3 separate regions of the Homo sapiens genome follow, and all the other regions are linked to region 2. Evidence: chromatin loops called from intact Hi-C (ENCODE). Cell type or tissue: endothelial cell of umbilical vein. All regions are shown on one strand.

Region 1 (8,000 bases), 720 kb before region 2:
GAGCTGTAACACTCACCGCGAGGGTCTGCGGCCTCATTCTTGAAGTCAGTGAGACCAAGAACCCACCAATTCTGGACACAGTACCTTCCCTCTTTCTCTCTCTTCCTACTGCTCCAGCCATGTAAAATATGCCTGCTAATGCTTTCACCTTCTGCCATGCTTGAAAGTTCCTGAGGCCTCCCCAGAAACCATCATGCTTCTCGTATAGCCTGTAGAATGGTGAGCCAATTAAACCTCTTGTATTTATAAATTACTCAGTCTCACGTATTTCTTTATAGAAGTGTGAGAATGAATTAACACAATATCCATTACACATAAAGTGGTACAGGGTTGTTTGAGGTAAAGACAGATTAACTTACATTTTATTTGGTAAATTCTACAGTGATCATTTTTTTTTTTAAAAAAAGAAGTACAATTAATACACTAATATATGATATAAATTAAATATTATACATGGTCAGTTAAAATCACAGAATTCAGAAAAATTGGAAGGAAAAAATAAACTAGGAAAAAACTACAAGAAATAGAATACAGTTATAAACATAGTAGATAGTTATCCAACTATATCACTCAATAATCTCTTTAGATGTTAATGTTCTAAATATACCAGTTAAAGATAGAAATTGTTGAAGAGGATAACAAAACCAAACCTAGCTATATGTCACTTACAAGAAACCCATTTTAAATATATAAAGATACATCTGGGTTAAAAGTAAAAAGATAAACACACAAAGTGCTAATCAAAAGAAAGCAAAGGAGCTACATTAATTTCAGACAAAGCAGACATCAGGAAAGATAGAGATTATTAGGGCTACAGAGCTTTATCTAATGATAAAAGGGTTAATTTTCCAAAAAGACATAACAATCCTAAATGTGTATGCCTCATACAAGAGAACATTAAAATACATGCAGTAATATTGATAAAACTGAAGGAGAAATAGGCTAACAGAGGCACTATTATACCTGTAGATTTCAGCACTTACCCATTAGTAATTGACAGATGCAACAAGCAGAAAATGAAAATATATTTAAACTGAACATCTCTATCACTAACTTATCTAGTTGACATGTTTAGCAAAGTACATCCACAATGGCAGAATATATATATATTTTTTTCATGATCACATGGAACGTTCTTCAAGGTTGACCACATTTGGGCCATAAAAGACATCTTAAAAATATAAAATAATAGAATTAATACAAAGTATGTTCTCATACTACAATGAAGTTCAAATAGAAGTCAGTAACATGTAGATAACTGAGATAGCTCCAAATATCTGAAAATTGACACATTTCTAAATAAGTGAGAGGTCAAAATAGAAGTCTCAGTAAAAATTTAAAATTTTGAAGTAAATAAAAATGAAAACAAAATATATCGATACTTAGCTTTTTTTTCTCCAAGATGGAGGCATAGAGGCTTTGTTAGCGAACCTCATTCACTTGGAAATAGCAAAATAGTGTGCAGAGATTCACATTGTGATCAAGGAAAGAATAGGAAGCTCAACATAAAAATGAAACAAACTTTGGATACTTTGAAAAATATGGTGGGCAGCAGACCACACTGTGGGTCTGACGGAAAACTGTGAGTTCCAAGTTCCTGAGAGGGGAAGAGTATCTTCACAGTATACATTTCCACTTGGGAGTCAGGCAATCCAGGCCACAGAGGAGCTCCTTGACTCTTCCAACTGATACAATTCTGGGATCAGTGAAGAGACTGTGAGAAGAGGCAGCAGGAAGTACTTTGCACATGCTCCCAGACCTTGATGCTAATAGGAGATCATTCCTGATCTTAACTCATAGGGGGCTGTGCGGAAATCTGTCATCCAGAACAAGCATTAGTCATCGGTTTAGAGAATCTCAAGAATGAGATTTGCAATCTAGTCTTAAGAGGAGGAAGAGCCCCATGGCCAGATCTGAGAGATGAGTGTAGCATGGGTTTGAAACACGGGCATAAGCGTTGGGCAGTCCCACTGCAGGATGCAGGACTGGAGTCGGAGGGGTGTGGCCTGGGAGTCCAAGTTTTTGTCCCTGGCAGGGAGTTTTGTGGCATAGGACAGTTTTGTAATCTGAAGACAGATTGCTTGTGTCTTGACTTACTGTTTCAGCTTGCTGCCAGGAGTGGGTTATGGGAGGGAGCCTTGCTGGGTCAAGGGTGTGGGAGTGAGGCAGGTGTCACTACCATCTGCTAGGTTGTGGAACACAAACTGCTTCTCTTTTCCCATGCTGACTCTTTGGCACAAAATAAGTTGTTATGCTCCTCCTTGAAGCATTGCCCCAGTGGCCTGAGCACTGCCTTCTGATCCATGTTATGGCCGTTGCTTGTACCTACCATTGGGGAGCCTGAGTACAGCCCTGCCTGGCTCAGCCCTGCCCAGCTTTACCCCAGCCACCAGCCTCAGAGGCAGAGCATGGGACTCGGACTCCTGGAAGTCCCACAGCGCAGCCTATTGCCTGCAGCTTCTCAGTACTTCCGGTTAACAAAGGTCAAGCAAAAGCCCAACTGCCATTATCACAGTTGGCTCTCACCTGCAAGTGCCACCTACTGGCTAGGAGACAAACCTGCAAAGCCCGTTTTGTTTTTTACATCTGCTGAGACAATTGCACAACATTTGAAAAAGAGAAGAGATTTGCATGACCTCTGCCACCTCCGTTGTTCACACCACCCTGTCTACTCAGAGGGACTTGAGTCTGCTCCCCCACAGGGTACGTTACGACTACACCAGGCATTTGGGAAAGCCACCACAATAAGACTATCTGTATCCAAGAAAATAATACAGTCTATACAACTTCCTTGCCACCTGTATCACAAATGGTGCTTGTGCCTGCCATTGCAGGACCCTAAGGCAGGCCAGCCCAGTCCAGCTCCACCCAGCATCACTCCCACACCTCAGGGCTGAGTACAGAGCCCTGGACACTCTGCATTTTATGGGCCAACCCATTGCCTGAGGCTGTGGAGAGCTTTTCCTGGTAAACAAAGATCAAGCATCAACCCTACTGCCAACTGCTGCAGCCAACTCTTACCTGAAAGTGCCACCTACTGGCCTGGAGGTTGAACTGCACAACCCAATACAAAATCTGCTGCCAGAAGTACACAGCTCTTAGAAATGAAATAAGCTTTTTAAGACCTCTGTCAACCCTGCCCTACAGGAGGCCATGAGCCTGTTCACATGTTCAGTACACTACTAGTACAACTGGTGTTTGAGAAAGCCACTAAGGCTATCTATAACCAAAGAATTCATACAGGGACTTGCCAGTGAAAGCACCCAGAAGCAAAGCCAAATGATCCTATTCAACAGACAATATAGTCACATCCTTAAGGTGGGAAAATAAAAATCCCATTTAAATAAAACTAAATTATAAAATAAGAAGTGACATTTTTCCAAATGAGAAGAAACCAGCATAACAATTCTGGAGAAGAAACTGGGTGTTACACCACCACCAAGAATCACTCTAACTTTCTAGAAATGGATCCTAACCAAAATGAAAATTTTGAAATAGCAGACAAATAATTTAAAATATTTACTTTAAAGAAACTCAGTGAGATGCAAACCAATACAAATAAATCAGAATATCAATTGAGGATATGGTTTAGGCTATGATAGAAATTTACCCATGAGGTAGATATTTTTTAAAAAATAAAACTTATGGAAATAAAAAATAACTGAAGAAATTATAAAGTCGAGTTGAAAGCTTCAACAATAGGAGAAAGAATCTCAGAACTTGAATACAGGTTTTCAAAAATTCAATCAAAAATTCAAAAATACAATCACATAAAGATGAAGAAAAATAATGTTTAAAAAATGAATGAAGCCTTCAAGAAGTGTAGGACTTCTTAAATATCTGAACCTATGAAGCATAAATATTTCTGAGGGGGAAGAAAAAACAAAAAATTTTAAAAACCAATTTGTGGAAAACTTCCCTATTCTAACAAGAGATCTAGACATTCAGATACAAGAGGATCAACAACTTCAGAAAAATGCATTGAAAGAAGATCCTCATCATGATATATAGTCATCAGATTGTCTAAGGTCAAACTAGATTTAAAAAAAAACCTAAAAAACTAAAACTAAAATCAGCAATATCCAGCCATCTACAAAGAAAACTCCATCAGACCAACAATGAACTTCCCAACAAAAACTTTACAAGCCACAAGAGATTGGGATTCTATTTTCATAGTGCTTAAAAAAAAAGCAAAATTGTCAACTCTAAATTTTGTATTCTGCTGGAATATACCTCATGAATGAAGGAGAAGTAAAGTGTTTACCAAACAAGAAAACGATGAGAGAATTTGTCATTGGTACTACAAGAAGTGTGCAAAGGAGTTCTAAACATGGAAACAAAAAGTCAATACTAGTCATCACAAAAACACATGAAATATAAAACTCACAGATCTTATAAGACAGTTAAACGAGGAAGAGAAAGAAATGAAATGGCAACGTAAAAGAACTTCACCAAACCACAAAGATAAACAGCAAAAAAAAAAAAAAAAAAAAAAAGAAACAAAAAATCTACAAAGCAACTATATGACAATTAGCATTATGAAAGGTACAAAACCTCAGATGGCCATAGTAATCTTGAATGTAAAAAGAGTACATGCTCCAATTAAAAGGTATAGATTGGTAAAATGTATAAAAGAAAAGAACCAACCATATGCTGCCTACAAGAAACTCACCTTACTGGTGAACACACTTATAGACTGAAGGTGAGGGGTTGGAAGAAGATATTCCATGAAAAAGGAAACCAAAAGCAAGCAAGAATAGCTATACTTGGATTAGATAAAACAGACTTTATGTCAAAAACAGTAAAAAAGATAAACAATTATATATTGATAAAAAGATCAATTCAACAAGAAGCTATAACAATCCTGAATATGTATACATCTGACTCTGGAACAGTCAGATTTGTGAAACAAATATGACTAGATCTAAGAAATACAGAAAAACAATAACAGTGAGAGACTTCAACACCCTACTGACAACACTAGACAGATCATCACAACAGAAAATCAAGAAACAAACACTGGACTTAAATTAAACTCAATTATCAAATGGACCTAACAGACATTTACAGAACATTCTATGCAACAACCACAGAATATATATTCTCATCAACACATGGAATATTTTTCAAAAATAGACCATATATTAGGCCATAAAACAAGTTTCAATAAATTTTTAATATTGAAATCATACCAAGCATCTTCTGAAACCACAGTGGAATAAAACTTGAGACCAATTCCATGGACATAAACACGGTTATCTGGAATGATCTTTGGGTAAAGGATTTAATTAAGACAAAAATTAAAACATTTTTGAAATGAAAAAAAAGGGAGACAAAATACACCAAAACCTCTTGGATACAGCAAATGCAGTGTGAAGAGAGAAGTTTATAGTGGTAAATGCCCACATCAAAATAATGGAAAAAATCACAAATTAACAATCTAACATCACACCTTAGGAAAACAGAAAAATAACAGTGCACAAACCAAAAAGCTAGGTTAAGTATAGAAATAACAAAGATTAGAGAAGAACTAAGTGGAATTGAGACAAAAAATACAACGATTAATGAGACAAAAGATAGCTTCTTTGAAAAGATGAGCAAAATTGATAGACTTCTGGATAGACAAACCTAGAAGATAGACGATTCAAGTAAACACAATGAGAAATGAAAAAGGAGACATTACAACTGATACCACAGAAATAAAAACCATCATCAGAGACTACTATGAGTAGCTCTACACTCACAAACTAGAAAAGCTAGAGGAAATGGATAAATCGTTGGAAACATACAACTTCCTAAAAGTGAACAAAGAAGAAATAGAAATCTTGAACAGGTCAATAACCAGTAGCAAGATTGAATCAATAATGAAAAATCCCTCAATAATCAAAGCTCGGCTACAGACCGATTTACAGCTGAATTCTACCAGATGTACGAAAAACTGGTACCAGTCTTACTGAAACTGTTCTGAAAAAATTGAGAAGGAGGGAATTCCCCGTAACTTATTACATAAATTCAATATCAACATGATACTCAAACCAGAAAAGGACACAAGAAGAAAAGAAAGCTACAGACCAAAGTTCCCGATGAGCATACATGCAGAAATCCTCAAGAAAATACTAGCAAACTGAAATCAACGTTACATCAAAAATATAATATACCATAATCGGTTTGGTTTTATTCTAGGGATGAATGGATGGTCCAACATACACAAATCAATTAATGTCATTCACCACGTAAACAGAATAAAAAACACAAACCATATGATTATCTCAATAGATGCAGAATGAGCATTTGATAAAATACAGCATGGCTTCATGATAAAAACCCTTAACAAACTAGGTATAGAAGGAGCATACCTGAAAATAATAAAAACCATTTATGACAAACTCACAAGCAACATTATACTGAATGGGGAAAAGTTGAAAGCATTACTTATAAGAACTGGAATAAGACCAGAATGCCCATTTTTCACCACACCCATTCAGCACAGTACTGGAAGCCCTAGCCAAAGTAATCAGGTAAAAAGAAAAGGCATCCAAATTGGGGATGAAGAAGTCAAATTATCATGTTTGCTGATGATATGATAAGAAAACCCTAAGACTCCACCAAAAGACTCCTAGATTTGATAAATAAATTCAGTAAAGTTTCAGGATATAAAATCAATAGCATTTCAATACACCAGTAATGATCAAGCTGAGAACAAAATCAAGAAGTCAATCCCATTTACCAAGGATAAAAAACTCAAAAATATAGGAATATATTTAACCAAGGAGATAAAAGATCTCTACAAAGAAACTACAAAACAATGATGAAAAAAATTGTATGTGACAGAAATAAATGGAAAAATATTTTATGTACATGGATCAGAAGAAAATCAGTATCATTAAAGTGACCATACAGCTCAAAGCAGTCTACAGATACAATGAAATTCCTATCAAAATACCAATGTCATTTTTCACATCATTAGAAAAAGAAACCCTAAAATTCACATGGAACTAAAAAAGATCCCAAATAGCCAAAGCAATCCTCAGCAATAAGAACAAAGCTGGAGGCATCATATTACGTGACCTTAAATTATACTACAAAGCTATAGTAACCAAAACAGCATGGTACTAGTATTCAAACAGACACATAGATCAATAGAACAGAATAAAGAACCCAGAAATGAAGCCACATGGCTATAGTCACAAATATTTGGGGTATGTCTAAAGAAAAATGGAATCAACTTAGAGTTCCAAAAAGTCAAAGCTGAAACAATTTGAGCAACAACAACAACAAAGTGGAATTGGATTGTAATCTAAATAATAAAATAAATATCCCTGCCTCCATAATAATATAAACAACTGATTGAATACATAAATAAATGGTGTAGAATAGAAAAACTCACATGTGGAAGGATTTCAAATTATATATGCAGATATCCTGAGCATAAGTTCTCACTAATAAGTGTTGGCTGTGTATAATGACTCTTCAAAAGAGTACAGTCTAAAAAAGGGAAAAAGGTAACTACAGTGGAGAAACCTGAAAAATACTATCTCAACCAGTTTTTCAATGTTACCACCAATAGTGATAAGTCTTTGATATTATTTACCTTTGATGTGATGAAAATAGTACTTTATCTCTGTATTCTTTTCAAAAACCTGAAAGCCCAGTCTAACCATGAGAAAAAACATCAGAAAAATTTCAATAGTAAGACATAAAGCAAAATTCCTGACCAGTATTCATGAACGCTTTCAATTTTATCAAAAATAAGGAAAGTCTGAAAAACTGTCAAAGCCAAGGAACCTAAAGAGACATGAAAACAAAATGTAATGTGATATCCAGGTAAGATTTTAGAGTCAAAAAAGAACATTAGGTGAAAACAAGAAGTCTAAGTATGGACATTATTTAAAATAGTGTATAACATTGGTTCATTACTGTGACTGTATTAGTCCATTTTCACACGGCTGTAAAGAACTACCTGACATTGGGTAATATATAAAGGAAAGAGGTTTAATTGA
Region 2 (8,000 bases):
AAAGGTAAACTAAAGCTACAGTTCTAGCCAAAAGAGTTGTATTGAATTTTTCCATGCATATTAACTTTCTATAGATGTGGCAAGGTCAGAGTTTTTCTTCTGAAAGAGAGAATAGACACAAGAGATTTTTGTGTTTCATTCTATTTACTGACATTGAAATTATTTGATGGGGAGATGTTTATTGGAAGACACACAGACATAGCACAATTCATGTTTAGGGAGATGGATTTCTTGCAATTGTAAAAGTCAATGGCATTTCACAAATGCTCTCAGCACTCTTTATTGACATTCTGGATAGATATTTTTACTAATGAAATGAGTCAGAATTTCATGAAGCATTGATGACATAGATAAATGCCAACTTATTTCAAACATCCCCCAATGTCATGATGCTTTCAGAACTGATTTCTGTTGCACATTTTGGAATTATCTTACTTTGCATGTTTATAACTTTTTCCTTCACAATGTAGATTTACATAAGTTGAGCAACAGGTAAAAAATCACCTTCTTTAAGAGTTTTGGAAAATTGGTAGGATTTAATCACAAATTAAATAAATATACTTCTAAATTTCATAAATGGGAAATATGACACTGAACCATGAGAAATTCAGAATGTAAAGAATTGCCCTTTATCTCACACATAGTTATGGGGGAAAAGATTCTGTATAATATTGTAACAATATCATATTTTCCACAACTTGGGAGATGAAATACAAATTTTAATTAAGGAAAACATATAGAAAGGTAGGTTACCTCCTTGAGTTGCGGAAACTTCTTAAGAGACAGAACATCTAATAAAATGAGACACGGTATTCACAATCAATAGAGAATATAAAATAATCTCCCTTTCTTTTATCATAATTTTAAAATATTTTTTGGACTGAAATATCTACTTAATGCTTATTCTGTCCAACATTTAGCTACATGATAAAGAAACAACAACCAAAATCTTAATATGCCCTAAAAATTTTTATTTTTACTATAAAGTTTGGTTTGTGGAAGGTCATTACACAACTATGATATCCATGCATCAAAAATGAAAATTTACAAAAATAAGTTGTCAAGCATACATTGAAGTTTTATCCCATTGAAGAAAATTATTCTCACTTGTACTAGAAAAATAAATGCACATAACAATATTTATTTCTATATGTATTATTGCTCACCCCTTTCGTACCCTTTTAATTTTTGTAAAAGATTTGGGATTCTTTGAAATAAAAGCATATAAATAAACCCAAAACTATTAACTCATGATAAAAAAATTTAAAACGACTGTAGCAGGAGAGCTAAAAAGAAAAATTATATAAAGTCTTGACTGCAGAAAAATATAGCAAGTGATTTCAAACCTTAGCTCTAAGTTTCTAGCAATCTAGGTCAAAGGACAATACAATGAATTTCATATCTCTTATCATCAAGTAGACCATGAACTCATTGGTAGAGTTCTGAGCTCTTGGAGAAATTTTTCATAGGGATTTTTACAAGGACTTTTAACAAAGTAATGAATGAAGACCTTGACAGCAGGGTTTTTTAATGCAACAGAAAAGTTTCCTATTATATCAGACCATCTATGAAAACTGATAATACAATATTTAAAGAGTTCACTAATAAAAATTATAAAGTGAGACAGAGGAATATAGCCAAGCTATGTAACTTTTTGGTCTTCAAGCTCACATTAAAATAAAGAATAAGATGATAAGTTTTTAAATTACAAGTGTTTTTTAATTATTTCTGCTGGAAATAATTTTATGCCACAAGCATGTAATAGTAATAACATTTTGCCCCACAATATTAAAGTAAAGTGGACCATTCAGGAGGCATGTCATGTTCCTCCTATGTTGTAATGAAACCTCTGGAGAAATATAGCAAGTCTTAGACTAAGAAATACAGAACCAGAAACATAAGCAGAGAAACAAACATGCACCAGAATAAGAAACGAAGACTTATCTACTCTTGTGGAAAAGCCTCTCTGTCAGCAAGAGTTTTGACAAAAGTTCCACAGAAAGGTATCTGCTAGAGAAGTAGGATTGCCCAGTATTTACAGTCTAGTCTCTGGACTATTACCATGTTATTTACTAGACTGCCTGAGTTCAAGGCCCAAGCATATCACTTTCAGGCTGGAAACAGTGGACGGTTATTTAACATCTCCAGCAGTCCTGTGACTCTTCAAAATAAGGTTGATGAGGATAATAACAATATTTATCTTACTGCATAAAGTAACCATGGAAAAATCAACCACGTGAGTTGTTTAACACAATACCAAATATCTGGTAGGTATTATCTCAATGTTACAGACACCCAGTGTTTTTTACTGATAAAAATGAATGTATTCTATATATCAGGCATATACATGAGACAGCATTTTGTTTCAAAAGTTGAAAAGCCAGCCTTCTGTTTTGTCTTAAAGGTGAGTCATCAAAATGCATTATATTTTATTGGAAGATTGTTTCACAAAATACATTGAACCCAGGAAAAGAAGAGGAGTTTATATCTAGAATCCAATTTTAATCACAGATTTTTCAGCTGGGCACAGGTTTTATAAAATTAGATTTATTTGTGATCATTAGCTCAAGCATTCACTTCATAGTAAAAAAAAACTAATTTACAAAGATTTGCATCATCTGAAATTTTATTAGACCCAAACGTTCAGCTTCGGGATACTTTAGCAATGATTTTTAATGTTTTGTAAAGCTCTATAAACTTACTACATAAAACAGAACTTCAGTAGTCACTTTGCTTTAAAGTGAAAACATATACGTACTTACAACAACAATAACAAAAGTAAATTACTAACTTTTCTTTTGAGACTGAGTTTGAGGTCTCACTTTCCTGGCCATAATGCAAAGCTAAAATGGGTTCCCATTCATAAACTGAAGAATTCAGAGTCCAGTATGACCTTCACTAGAAATTCTCTTCCATAAGAAAATGTCTATGATTCTACTTGACATGCCATAATATCTTTTTAAATACCCTGACCTTTTTTTGCTTTGCTTTCTCTGTTTTGCATGACTTAATCATAGACCCCTGAGACATGGTTACTCTTTGTCTTGTACTTGATCTTAGAGAGGGAAGTTGGAGCAAATGTTCTGATATCAATGTCACTGAAAAAATTTTCTTCAGTAATTAAATGATTCACTGTTTCAACTATTTATTTCTACAAATATTTATTAAATAGTTACTATCTAATTTTTCTTACCCCAAAAGAGGAAAAAGAAAAGGAAGGCCCATTTAACAGACCAAAAAAATTATAAACACCATTATTTATTGACTACTTCTTCTAAGCCAAATACCTAAAAGGTAGGTAGACTTATTTTTACTACTCTACAGATTAAAACTGATGTTCATAACTGATGTTCACCAAGTCACAAGGCTGAAGTGATCCGCTCAGAGCTGTCCAATCTCAATGTCTATGTTCTGAACAACTCCTCCTCTCATGATGTCAATTTTTTTTTAAAAGGAGGGCCAGAACATAAATACACAAGAAAATGAAACATGGCTAGGACTTTCTAAGAGCAAAACTTAATATTCAGAAACCTGAAGCATGTTTTAAGTTAAAATAAAAAGCCTAGAATATATTCTATTCCTAAGTAGGCTCATTCTCATTCAATCTGATACTATACCAAAATTTTCAAATCATACTTTAAAATTCTTTTCCAATTCCCAGCCCATTCTTACTCTGAATCTCCCATTCTTATCAAGAGCATATACTTGCTTCTTTGTATGGATTAAATTTGCCAAGATATTTTGATTCTGAGATTTCATGGTTAAAAAGGAAAATGTACCAGAATAAGATCATGATTCTGTTTCTTCACGTGCCCTCAGTCTCTGGCCACAGAAAAAAAGGTATATTTTGGTCCAAAAGACAAAATACTAGGTTTCTACAGCTGAAATTCTTTTCAGTTTACATTTTCTTCCTGGAAGTTTGTAGTATACCTTTGCATACATTTGAATTTTTCATCTCAGTTTAGAAGCAAGTGATTTAGCATATCTGCCTTATTGAGGGTTTATATTTTAATTAAAACTTTGTCATCTGGTTCTTTCTTGGCTGCTTTTGAAATTGCATCCGCTGATTGAGAATAACAAAATTCTCAGTCACTTCCTTCCTACCTCAATGCCTGACTAACCTCAGGACTCAGGCCCAGAGAAAGAGAAAATGCTCTTGGAAATCATGGAGAAGGCCACAGTGGTTTATTCCTGAGCTCTTTGTCATTCTGATTCTATTGTGGCTCACTGAATGGTGTACATTTACCCAAAAAAAGTCTGTAGGTTTTAACCATGGCCATTCTTCATCTTGCAGTAATGTGAAAACAACTCTAAGTAATGATACCTGAAATAAAGCATTATTAAAGGAAAAATGAGATCACTTGAAAGGAAAGAGCACAATTAAACAGAACATTTTCTAAAACCGTGCACAATTTTAAATGTAAATGCTGACACTTACAGATATTTATCTGTTCCATACGTACTCTCTCCATCTGAAATATATTTTCCGAACGGTATACCTTGAATTGGTATGAAAGTTCCTGTTTATCCATTATTAAGCAATACAGCATCTGGGAAGCCCAGACCACAAGCATGTATGTGTTTATTTTTCAAGGGCAACATTGCCATCTACAGGATATGAAATGACAAAATTTCACCACTCCCTTAAACATGTTTGCAGTCAAAACTAGAAATCGCTGAGATTGAAATATGTGTCCAAATTCAGTCCTATTTGATTATCCTGCCAGACACCATATTTCACAAATTATCTCATCTCACAGCTAACTAAAAAAAATAAAAAGAAAAGAATGCATTAAGCTGACTGCCAAATGTCACAGCTTCTTTGTCTTTGAAAATTGCATTAGGGGTTTACTCAAAGGCTTTTCACCATGATAAATGTTAAGGAGCTGAGAGAAAAGCTATCAGAATGAGGTGGTTAGGTTTTTAGTTGGTTATAACTAACACCAAATTCTCTGGAAGTTAGCTGAATATGTGTTACCTAAACTTCCTCATAGAATTCAAATAACGCAACAGCTTTTCCTTCATAGATTTCAAGTAACAAATAGAGCTAATCGTTTTCCCCTAGTACAAGGAGGCAACTGATATCTGTTGCTTAAAGAATCTGATCATTTAATCAGACTTCCCAACATTCAGATGGCATGACAAAGGGGAGGCTCTCAGACTGTTTTGTGAGGGAAGAAACAGAGGCACAGTTAGGTGCTGACCTTGAAAAGCTTAGCTCATTGTCAGGCTGTCCTATTTTAGCAAAAGTGAGAGACAGGAAAAGGGAGACAACATAACTCATTTTCTCCGTTTTGACACACAGGCTAAAATATGAGCCAGGAAAAGATATAGAATATACAAATGGTATTAAGAAGCTATTTTTGACTGCTCAGTCTGACCTCAGTTGAGTTGAAATTGGAATTACAATATTTATTAGAAAAAGCTTGCGTTTCAGGAAAAGCTATTACAATTTTCTAGTACATTTCTAATCTCCTTTCCTGGAGATATTTAATATTAGGATGTATAATTAGCTCACTCTAAGTCCTTAATTGTGGCTCGCCTAGAAAGTAAGTGATGGACGTGCTGGCAGCGTATGACCCTACTGTCTTGTGATTTTTTTTTAATCAACTCCCACAGAAAAGATGGGAATAATGTAAATTAAAGCCATCTCAATCATATAGTGGTGTGTAAAAATCAAGTTTACTTTATTATCACACTGCTAACTAGAAAGTATTCTATGAAAAAATGGGGTTTGAGCACCAAAGAAAAACCCTCATTAAAACAAGAAAACAGTTTGAAAGAACTCAGTATTGGGGTTTCGTTTCCGATGTGTGCTTTACAGCTTTTCATCATATATCCAGCCTGTTGTCTGTGTATATGAACCAAGTTTGAATCAAAAGATTCCCTCCAAAAAAAAAAAAAACCTAGCCATAAAAACAAGCTTAATTTATCTGTAGTCCAGCTAAATGCAGTCACCAAACTAGAAATGTTTACATGGACTAAACAAGTAGCTTTTTATCCGAAGGAAATTAAATAAAATAAGGGGCCACCCTTTGTCTAAAACCAGTATGGTTACTTCCATTGAAAAGTAGTTTATATCATATCATCCATTGCTAAAAATAAGATAGAGGGCACCCTCTTAATAGAAACTGTTTTCCTCAAGGTTCCCAATGACCCCAACATTGCCACATCCAAAGGGCAATTCTTAGTCTTCATTTTATTTGACACCTGAGCACTTGACATTATTGTTTCATACTTCCTGAAACATTGTCTCCAGCTGGCTTCCAGAATATACTATACTCTTAATTTTCCTTCCAAGACCTTGGCCACTTCTCTCTGCCTCTTCTTCCTTTTTCTGATCTCTGAATGCCAATGTGCCCTCAGATATCAGTCCTTAAGCCACTTTTCCTCCATATCCACACTAAATATCTAGATGACTTTATCCTTCCTATGCTTTAAATATCATCTGTATGCTAATGACTCCCAAATGTATATGTCAGCCCATATTTTACCTCAGCCCTAGACACTTATGTCCAAATGCCTATTCAACACCTCCATTTTGCTATCTAATGGAACATCTCATGCCTGATATGATTAAAACGAAATTTTTAAAAATTATTTCACACCTCTGTACTTGCTTCTTTTTTAGGGTTATCCATCTCAGAAAATAACATCTTTCAGACATGCAATACATATTTACTCAAGTAGTTTGTAATTAATTAATTAAATAACACATGATGGCAGCGATATGACCACATCACCTCAAGAGAATGATAGTGAGAGACTAGGACTCTATGATTAGGAAAATTACCCCAGTAAATGGAAAATGTAAACAGTATTTTCTTATGGAATAGTAGGGCTCATAAGAAAGATGTGATCCATAGAGAACAACACATACTAGAGCCTTTCGGAGGATGGGTGGTAGGAGAAGGGGAGGATCAGTAAAAATAACTAATGGGTACTAGGCTTAATAACTGGGTAGTGAAATAATCTGTACAACAAACCCCCATGACACAAGTTTACCTATGGAACAAATCTGCACTTATACCCCTGCTCTTAAATAAAAGTTAAAAAAAAGGGGGGGTTGGGGGCCGGGTGTGGTGGCTCATACCTGTAATCCCAGCACTTTGGAAGGCCGAGGCAGGTGGATCACCTGAGGTCAGGAGTTTGAGACCAGCCTGACTAACATGGTGAAACCCCATCTCTACTAAAACTACAAAATATTAGCCAGGCGTGGTGACTCACACCTGTAATCCCAGCTTCTCCTGAGGCTGAGGCAGGAGAATCACTTGAACCCGGGAGGCGAAGGTGGCAGTGAACCAAAATCGTGCCATTGCACTCCAGCCTAGGCAACAAAAGTGAAACTCTGTCTCAAAAAAAAAAAAGATGTGATCAAAAGAGGACCTACCATTCACACTTTTACTCACTTCACACAGCACTTATTTTAGAGTTGAATTAGGGATGTCTTCATGCCACAAAGACCCCTGTACTCTATATTCCACCCTCCTAAATGCTAGTGCAGTAAGACAGGCTGTCCTGATATTGGTAACAATGTCCAAGATTGTGGGAGATTGATTTCTTCCCACTATTGACTCTACTAAGAAACGAAGGCTGATACTAAAATAACTGGAAATTACATTTAAAACTTCAGTGAGGCTTACAGAAGTGGGTTGTCTGTCCATGATTATCTGTAAGGAGTATATGCATGGTCACACTGGACCTTTAAATTAGTTAAAAGGAAAATAGAAACATGTCATTTAATTTCTTCATTATTTTGCAAATTTAAAAAAAAATTATTCTGTTTATTATGGATACATAATACACATATTTATGGGGTACATGTGATATTTTGATATAAGCTGCCATGTATAATGATTAAATCAGAATAATTAGGGTATGTGTCACCTCAAGCATTTATCATTTATTTATGTTAAGAACACTCCAATTCCATTCTTTTAGTTATTTTGAAATATACAATAAATCATTGTTAACTATAGTTACCCTTTTGTGCTATTGAA
Region 3 (8,000 bases), 140 kb before region 2:
GCTGCTGGAGGCTGAGTCCGGTCCAGAAGCTTTTGAATAACACTAGGAAATGCCCTGGCCAGAAATTCTCAGTTGCTTCAGAACTTTTCCCCGCCTTATGCAATGGCTAATTTTCCCCATGAACAGAAAAGCTGGTTTGAAGCACGGCCAACATTCCCAATGACCCAGGGTATTGGAGGGAGGGGGGTCTTCATGTTCTCCCCAGCAAGGCTGACATGCGAGTCTTTAAGAATGGCAGCCACACTAAGCATATCTAGATGGTTGACAGATGCTGTTATTGATTTGATTTGATTTTAAAATGGAAGCCAAGAGCCTCGGAATGAAAGGACAGGTTTTGAGTTTGCTCTTCTGCTCACCAACCCCAATGGATATTGTACCTTGGTTTCCCAGCCAACGCACCAAAAATGATATGGGTCTGTTGTCTGGAGAAACACCCAAGGTCCTTGTTCTCGCACGGAGAAAATTAGCGACACGGATACACGTGGAGTGGTTTAAGGAGTGGAATGTTTAATAGGCAAGAAAGAAGAAAACAGCTCCCTCATACAGAGGGAGGAGGGCTCCAAATGGAAAACCCCACATGTAGCAGAAAGCAGTCGGTTATATTGGGAGGCTGGACGACGTGGTGTTTGGTTTGCATAGGAGCCAGGGGATTGGTTTGACCAGGTGTGTCATTCACATAGCCTGCAAAAAAGCCAGCTCTCCCACCCTAGCCTTTAAATATGCACATATGGCTACCTGGCTGGTCACCATGATGTTCTGCATACGTGGCAACAAAGAAAAAGTCACGGGAACCACCATATTGGTTGGACCTGGCTTCTAGCCACCAGCATTTGCATATCAATGCTTGCAGGTCTGGTTTTTCAGGCCACTTTCTGTTAGAAAAGAAATGTTTTGGGGCTTGCTTTTTTATTAAAAGAAAAAGCCTTACCAAGGACTCTTTTCCCCTCTCTTGCTGCCTAAAATAATTTCTTAATAACTCCTGTAATACTAGTGATTCTTCGATCAGGAATACAACTTTTCTATAATTTGTGATTTCAAACGTGTCAAGATGGCAGTGACATCATTTTTTCCCATGTGCTTTCTGCTTCTTCGCTTAGAAAATCAGTGGCAGATTTCTCCCAGTAAAGAAGACATATTATTTTAATGTTGCCAAATATTTTATAAATTATTCCCTGACTTATGCTCAAACAGTGACTATAGTTGAAACATCATCCTGCAATGAAGCTCAAAGTATACCAGTCTTACCTATGCGTTCAGAGCTTCAAACAGTTTTTAAAATCTCCGTCTTTAAACGTGAGAAGATAAGCAAGAATTAACAGTTGAAGAAGGCTTCTTTTGTGAAAGAAAAGTACTGGGAAAACAAAACAAAACAAAACAAAAACTGGAGGAGAGAGATAATATAAAAAAGAAAATGTTTAAAGCTTATCGTTGTCTTAAAAGAAGTTTCGTTAATTAAACAAAAAGAGCTTTCTGATTTTAAAATTACTGTAGGCCAGGCATAGCAGTTCGCACCTGTAATCCCAGCAATTTGGGAGGCCTAGGCAGGTGAATTACTTAAGCTCAGGAGTTCAAGACCAACCTGGGCAATATGGCAAAACCCCATCTCTACAAAAAATACAAAAATTAGCCAAGTATGGTGGCACATGTCTGTGGTCTCAGCCACTCAGGAGGCTGAGGTGGGAGGATGGCTTGAGCCTGGCAGACAGAGGTTGCAGTGAGCCTAGATCACATCACTGCACTCCAGCCCAGGGACAGAGCGAAACCCTGTCTCAATAAATAAATAAACAAACAAACAAATAAAATTACTATGGAGCTATAGAAATCAAAATAGTGTGGTACTGACATAAAGATAGGCCTATAAATAAGGTAATGGAACTGAGAGTCCAGAAGTAAAGCCTTCTAATTGTGTCAACTTTTTCTTCAAAAAATTTGCCAGGCCAATTCAATGAGAAAGGACAGTCTTTTCCACAACTAATTTTAGGACTATTGAATATCCAACATGCAGAAAGGATAAATTTAGGCCTTTATCTCAAACTATGCACACAAATTGACTCAATATGGATCAAAGATCTAAATGTAAGAGCTAAAACTGTAAAACTTTTAGAAGAAAATGCAGGAGAAAATCTTTTTGACCTTGGCTAGTCAATAATTTCTTAAATATAACATTGAGACCACAATCCATTAAAATAAATAAACTATAGTCAAATTGGTCATCAAAATTAGAATCTTGGGTACTTCTAAAGAAATAGCTGACAGAATGAAAAGATAATCCACAGACTGGAAGAAAATATTTGCAATATGTTTCTGATAAGGCATTTACATCCAGAATATGTAAAGAACCAAATAGATGACAACAAGCTCAATAAAAACTTAAACAAAAAAATTAAATAGACAATTTACAAAAAAGAATAAAAAGACTCATCAGCACATGTAAAGACATTCAACATCATTAATTATTAGGTAAGTACCCTTTAAAACTATAGTAAGATACCAGTTCATTCGCATTTGAATAACTATAAACATAAAAGACAGACAAAAATAACAAAAGTTGGTAGGGAAATGGAGAAACTTCATATATTGCTGATGGAAATGTAAAATGATACAGGCAGTCAGAAAATAGTTTGGCAGCTTCTTAAAAACTTAAACATGAACTTACTATGTGACCTAATAGTTTCTCTCCTAAATACCTACCCAAGAGAAGTGAAAGTTATTTCCACAGAAAGACTTACATCTCAAAGTTCATAGAAGCATTCACAGGAGCCTAAATATAGAAACCATTCAAATGTTCATTAACTTATAAATGAATAAACAAAAATTGGTATATCCATTGAGTGAAATATTAGTCAACAATAAAAAAATGAACATATGTCATAATATGGATAAAATTATAAAAGCATTATACTGAGCAAAAGAAGCCAGATCAAATGATCACATATTATTAGATCCCACTTATATGAAATTTTCAGAAAAGAAAAATCTGTAGAGACAGAAAATAGGTTTGTGATTAACTAGCTCTTGGGGTGGGAATGGAGAATCATCAAAAGTAGTTGCTTCTGTGATGAGAATGATAGAGCTTAACCACTGAATGTTTTCTAAAGCTTTGAAATTCTATTTCTTTCAAATTGATATGCATGTATTATTTTGACAAAAAGTATGTAAACATAGATATCCGTTTTAAAAAGTAGAGTATGGAAATTGAAGGAATAACTTCACAGTGGAGAATTGTGGCAAACACAAACTTGGTTTGATGGTGAAGGTTAACATCATCAATGGTCAGTCATGTTGATAGCTTGCACCTGGATCTACTGTGTTGACAACACTTTGCTCATGTATTCTTCCTCTGCAAAACCCATTACCCTAGTCTACCCTTGAGGAAAAGATCAGCCAATCCCAATTGAAGAACAGTCTACAAAATACTTGATCAGTAATCCTCAAAATGGTTAAATTAAAAAAAAAAATCAGGAAAGTCTGAGAAATTGTCACAGACCAGAGTAGGCTAAGGATACGTGATGACTAAATGCAATATGGTATCCAGCATGGGATTCTGGAATCTTAGAGGAAAATAGTGATAAGTTGAATAAGTTGTTCAGTGTCATTACTAGTAATGTGTCAATATTGGTTTCTTTGTTTTGATAAACGTACCATGATAATCTAAGATATTAACATAGAGGAGACAGGATGAGGGGTATAAAGGAATTCTCAGTATTATTTTTGTAATTTTTCTGTATATTTAATACTATTATAAAATTAAAAAGCTTATAGAAAAGAAAATGTATGTCTACAATGATGCTCACCTAATGTTGAAGATAGTTGTTTCTTGTGCAGTAGGAAATTGGCATCTTATGCTTGTTTTTCTTTTTAAAATTCTCTTTATTACATACATTCTTTATAATAATAATGTATTTTTTAAAATCATAGCATGATTTTTCTTATAAACAAAACTCAACAGCTATGATGCCCGGGTTTCTGGCTTGGAATACTAAATGGATGGTGATTATATTAGCTAGCTATTACTGCCCTGGCACTACATAACAAACCACTCAAAACTCAATGGCTTACATTGGGTATTGGTTTTCTGTAGTTTAATGAGTTGGCTCTGAATGGGTAGGCTGAGCACCAGGCAGTGGGTTAGGTTCAAGTAAATACACATTCACCTTAGACCAGTATCTACCTACTACTTTTTCTCATAGCAATTGGTAAGACCACAGACGATGAGAAGAAACACATGATACCACTCAATCTGGCCCCTAACAGGCCACTTTTCACTTTACCAACATTCCAGTGGCTGCAGTAAATCACATGGTCAAGCTCAACATTTAGCAGGTGGGAAAATATACCTTCTTCAGTGGGTAGCACTGCAAAGTTGCATATCAAAAGACATGGATGCATAATTATAATACAAAAAGTCCATTGATGATTAAATGCAATGATTTAATCTACCTTAGCAGTATAATCAACTAAGAGGAGAGCAACATTTCCTATCTACATTTTCATACAAAATAGGGAAAGCAATCAGTTCTGCTCCTCATGGGATGAAGGGTAGGAACCTGAGTTTTCAGCACTCCCGAAAGCATTAGCCCACTTCCAGAGCAGCTTCACCCCATCCTTTCCTTTGGGCGTGATGATGAGCATTCAGAATCTCCCACCCCTCCCCTTATAACAGAGCCTAATGAACAACAGACACAATACTGACACTGCTCCAGCATGGATCTTCCCATTAAAAAGTATCTTTGATTTTCAAATAACTGCAGCTCTCTCTCCAAAGTCCCTTATAATTTTTTTCCCTTCTTTTTCCAAACATAACTTTCTTTTTTCACTTTTCCAAAAGTGTTTGACTAGGATTTTCATCTCATGATAATAATTAAAATCTCTAAGTGATTATAGACTAATAAAAATCCATCTCACTTACTTCTGAACCATTCCACTGTAAGAAAACTACTATTGAACATCTCTAAGTCTTTATTTCCTGTTCCATAAAATGGAACAATTAACACATGTCTTCCTTCCGCAAATGATTATTTTGAGAATGGATCAGTTAATTCACCTGTAAACACTTTAAAATCTCTAAATTGTTCTATAGTAGAACATGTTAATATTTAATTAAAAATTATGCCAGTCTGTATATTCTGAGACTATTTACAAAAATTTGATGACCTGACCCCAATATTAAAGGGAGGTAGTTTTCTTTTTTTTCTCTTGTCAAACGTATTGAACTCCAGAATTCTGTCTCATCAATCTTGCCTATTTCTGACAGCTAGTGCCATTGGAAGACATCCTATAAGAACAAATTTTTAGGTTTTGCCCAAAGAAAGTAGGTGATATCATTCCTAAGCTAAATTATTCAGCTTCTGGTTAGTTGCTGTAGAAATTAATGTATAACAGTATATTGCTAATTATTGAATGTGTTATTGCTTCACACCTAATTTTATGTTTTTATTTATTAATAGGCTTTTCTCATTTTAAGTAAAGGAATGTCTTTCACATCCATTATTCATTATTCATTAACTGCTAGTTAAAACAAAGGTAAGATGTGATAGGAATGAAATTTTCTAAATAATAATAGTGTCGGGGAAACATTCCATTAATACCAGTGCATTAAACCTTCTCGAAACTCCACAATTTGGATATTTGTTACAATCTAGATATGTGGCTATACTATGGATTTTTTTTACATACAAAATTATGGCTTTAATTAAATGAAAGAAGTTGCTACTCATGCTGTGTTTATGGATTTTTCAGATCAGAATGAAACAAAAATAAGTTTTAGTGCTAATAAAATGTATTTTTAAAATACATTTATTTCATCCATGAGGGTGAAGGCCCTTGGACCTGTAAAGGCTGACTGAAAAATCACTGACACAAAGCAGATTGATTAATAGGAGAAAAGACTACAAATTTATTTAACCTGTATGCACAGCAGCCTTCAGAATGAAGACTCAACTTCCCAATGAGATGCGGAAGCTTAGATACCACGTTGAGGTTACGGAAAGAATAGGGGCTCAGATCCTGGCAAACAGGTTAGAGGAATGGGAGAAGATGAATTATATTGAGGGGCAGTAAATGATTACCAGGGAGAAAAATTGCATCAGGGAACAGAAACTAACTTGTAAATAGTTACTTATAGTATTTAAATGATCCTTGGAAACAGTCATTTTCTTGAAAAAGAGTCTGTACAGGTGTGGTTATACCCTGGGTCCTCTTTTCTGCAACAGATAATGAGATAACAGGGTGGGGAACAGGACCAGTTGTTCTTGGTGAGTCAGTCCTATCTTTATGTAGATAGGGGAAAAGTCTCTTAAAACACTTGTTGATCTCTAATAATTTTTAATTTAAAACTTTCATTGTACCAGGGAGCCATAATTTGGTGTGAAATATTTTTATTTCCTTCACATAATTTACATATTGGTAACCGTAATAAGAAGGTGTTAGTATTTTTCAAGGCCCAGATTATGATGAATGCTTCTTGAGTTTTTTAAAAAAACACTCCAAAACAGTGAAAAAAATATTAATGGCAAATAGAACATCAAACAATGTACATCGTACTAAATAGAACATGTGCCATTTACAAGAACAGTGCAGATGAAGGGTAAGAATATTTGATACTTTCACACAAAATAAAAAAGACAAAAAAGATTTTCTTAAAGAGTATTAATTTTCAGTTGTTGAAATCTTAAAAATAACAACCTCCATTAACCAAAGCACAGCAATTGAAGACATTATCAGAGATATAAGCCAAGGCAGAACAAAAGGCCTGAAAGGAGGAGGCAAAGCCCAGTGAGACCATGGAGACCTCAGATGAAGACAGGCTTTTCACAACTCTTGCCTGTGTTACAATAGGCTGCTGACATTACCCCTCAAAATATTACCACTAAGCTATTACTGGAATCTATCTACATATTTCCATTTCCCTTCCAGTTGCTCACTTCACAAAAATGTGTCTAAGAGGAGATTTAACTGCAATACGGCTAGAGAGGTTGAGGACTAAGTCTTCCTGCATAAATTCTATTAAACGGCTGCCAGGTTTGTATGTCTGCTGCATAGCAGCAGGCCAATTCACTGACAGTGGGGATGCAGCAGAGAAAGAGTTTAATAACTGCAAGGTGCCAAACAAGGAAATGGGAAGAATTCTCTCAAGTGCTCAAATCCGTTTCATTGAGGGGTCCTGAGCAAAGGCTTTTAAGGGGATTTGTGGAGGGTGAGAGGCTGGAAAATTTGGGGTCATCAATTCGTCAGGGTTAAGGGGGATGAAACTATCAGGATATGGTAACTGCATTCCTCCATGAGTCAGCTTCTTACTAGGCCTTCCAAACCAGCTGGCATCCATTAATATGCAGAACCTAAAGAAGAAGCTCAAACAGAATGCCTGTCATTTCACTATGTCTTTGATTTTATGTCTAGAACTGAAAAAGAACAAAGAGTCTTGTGACAAGGGATACGTTTTCCTGGGCTAGCTAGTAAGTGGCAACCAGCTACAAGGAAGTGAGCTAAAGGGCAAGCTGGCTTAGCGATTGCTGCTGGAAGCCTAATAGGATGTTATTTTATATTTTTTCTTAATTGATTTTATAAAATTTTGTTGGGGATGATTTCAATGCTAGCTCTTCCAACCAAGTTCTGTGACCTTATACCAGTTATGGGACACCTCTGTGCTTCACTCTCTACAAGTAAATGGCAGTACTCAGTGGGTGATTGCAAGGATTAAAAGATAGAATATATTACAGCAATTAGTAAAGGGCCAATATATGACACTAAATATTTTAGTTTGAATATTTGACTTCTTTGAGCATCATTATCTTCAAATAATTCAAATTCTAGTGTCTTATGGGCACACTGGTTATATGTATGTTTCAACACTGTCTGCATGTTTTGGATTAACATAGACAGGATTTTATAAGTACAGATTTTCACTTTTAGATATGAGTGACTTGGTTTCTAAATTACTTGCATTCAATGAGTAATTGCCACATCTTTTATTTTTGGTTTAGTCAGCACAGTCTCTTTAA

The links. Hi-C counts contacts between places; a loop is a spot of excess contacts. Peaks named below come from ENCODE experiments on the same cell type or tissue, not always from the same donor. Only the 100,000 strongest peaks of a DNase experiment are listed, where the experiment ranks them.
Region 1: it touches region 2 in a loop (4-fold over the local background); 6 of 110 quality-filtered maps call a loop at or near these places.
Region 3: it touches region 2 in a loop (7-fold over the local background); 19 of 110 quality-filtered maps call a loop at or near these places.

The regions. Positions count from the first base shown.
Region 1 is chr3:175,938,599-175,946,598 of GRCh38, forward strand. No RefSeq gene overlaps it. Among named protein-coding and RNA genes, the nearest start is that of NAALADL2-AS1, 170 kb to the left of the region's middle. In endothelial cell of umbilical vein, a CTCF peak has its summit at 3,057 (motif pointing left); no DNase peak of the experiment used is centred here.
Region 2 is chr3:176,659,457-176,667,456 of GRCh38, forward strand. No RefSeq gene overlaps it. Among named protein-coding and RNA genes, the nearest start is that of LINC01208, 28 kb to the left of the region's middle. In endothelial cell of umbilical vein, no CTCF peak of the experiment used is centred here; DNase peaks (open chromatin) are centred at 4,145, 4,615 and 5,145; H3K27ac peaks cover 2,054 bases.
Region 3 is chr3:176,514,720-176,522,719 of GRCh38, forward strand. It overlaps MIR7977 (microRNA 7977), which reads left to right and starts at 384; the gene lies at 384-432. In endothelial cell of umbilical vein, no CTCF peak of the experiment used is centred here; no DNase peak of the experiment used is centred here.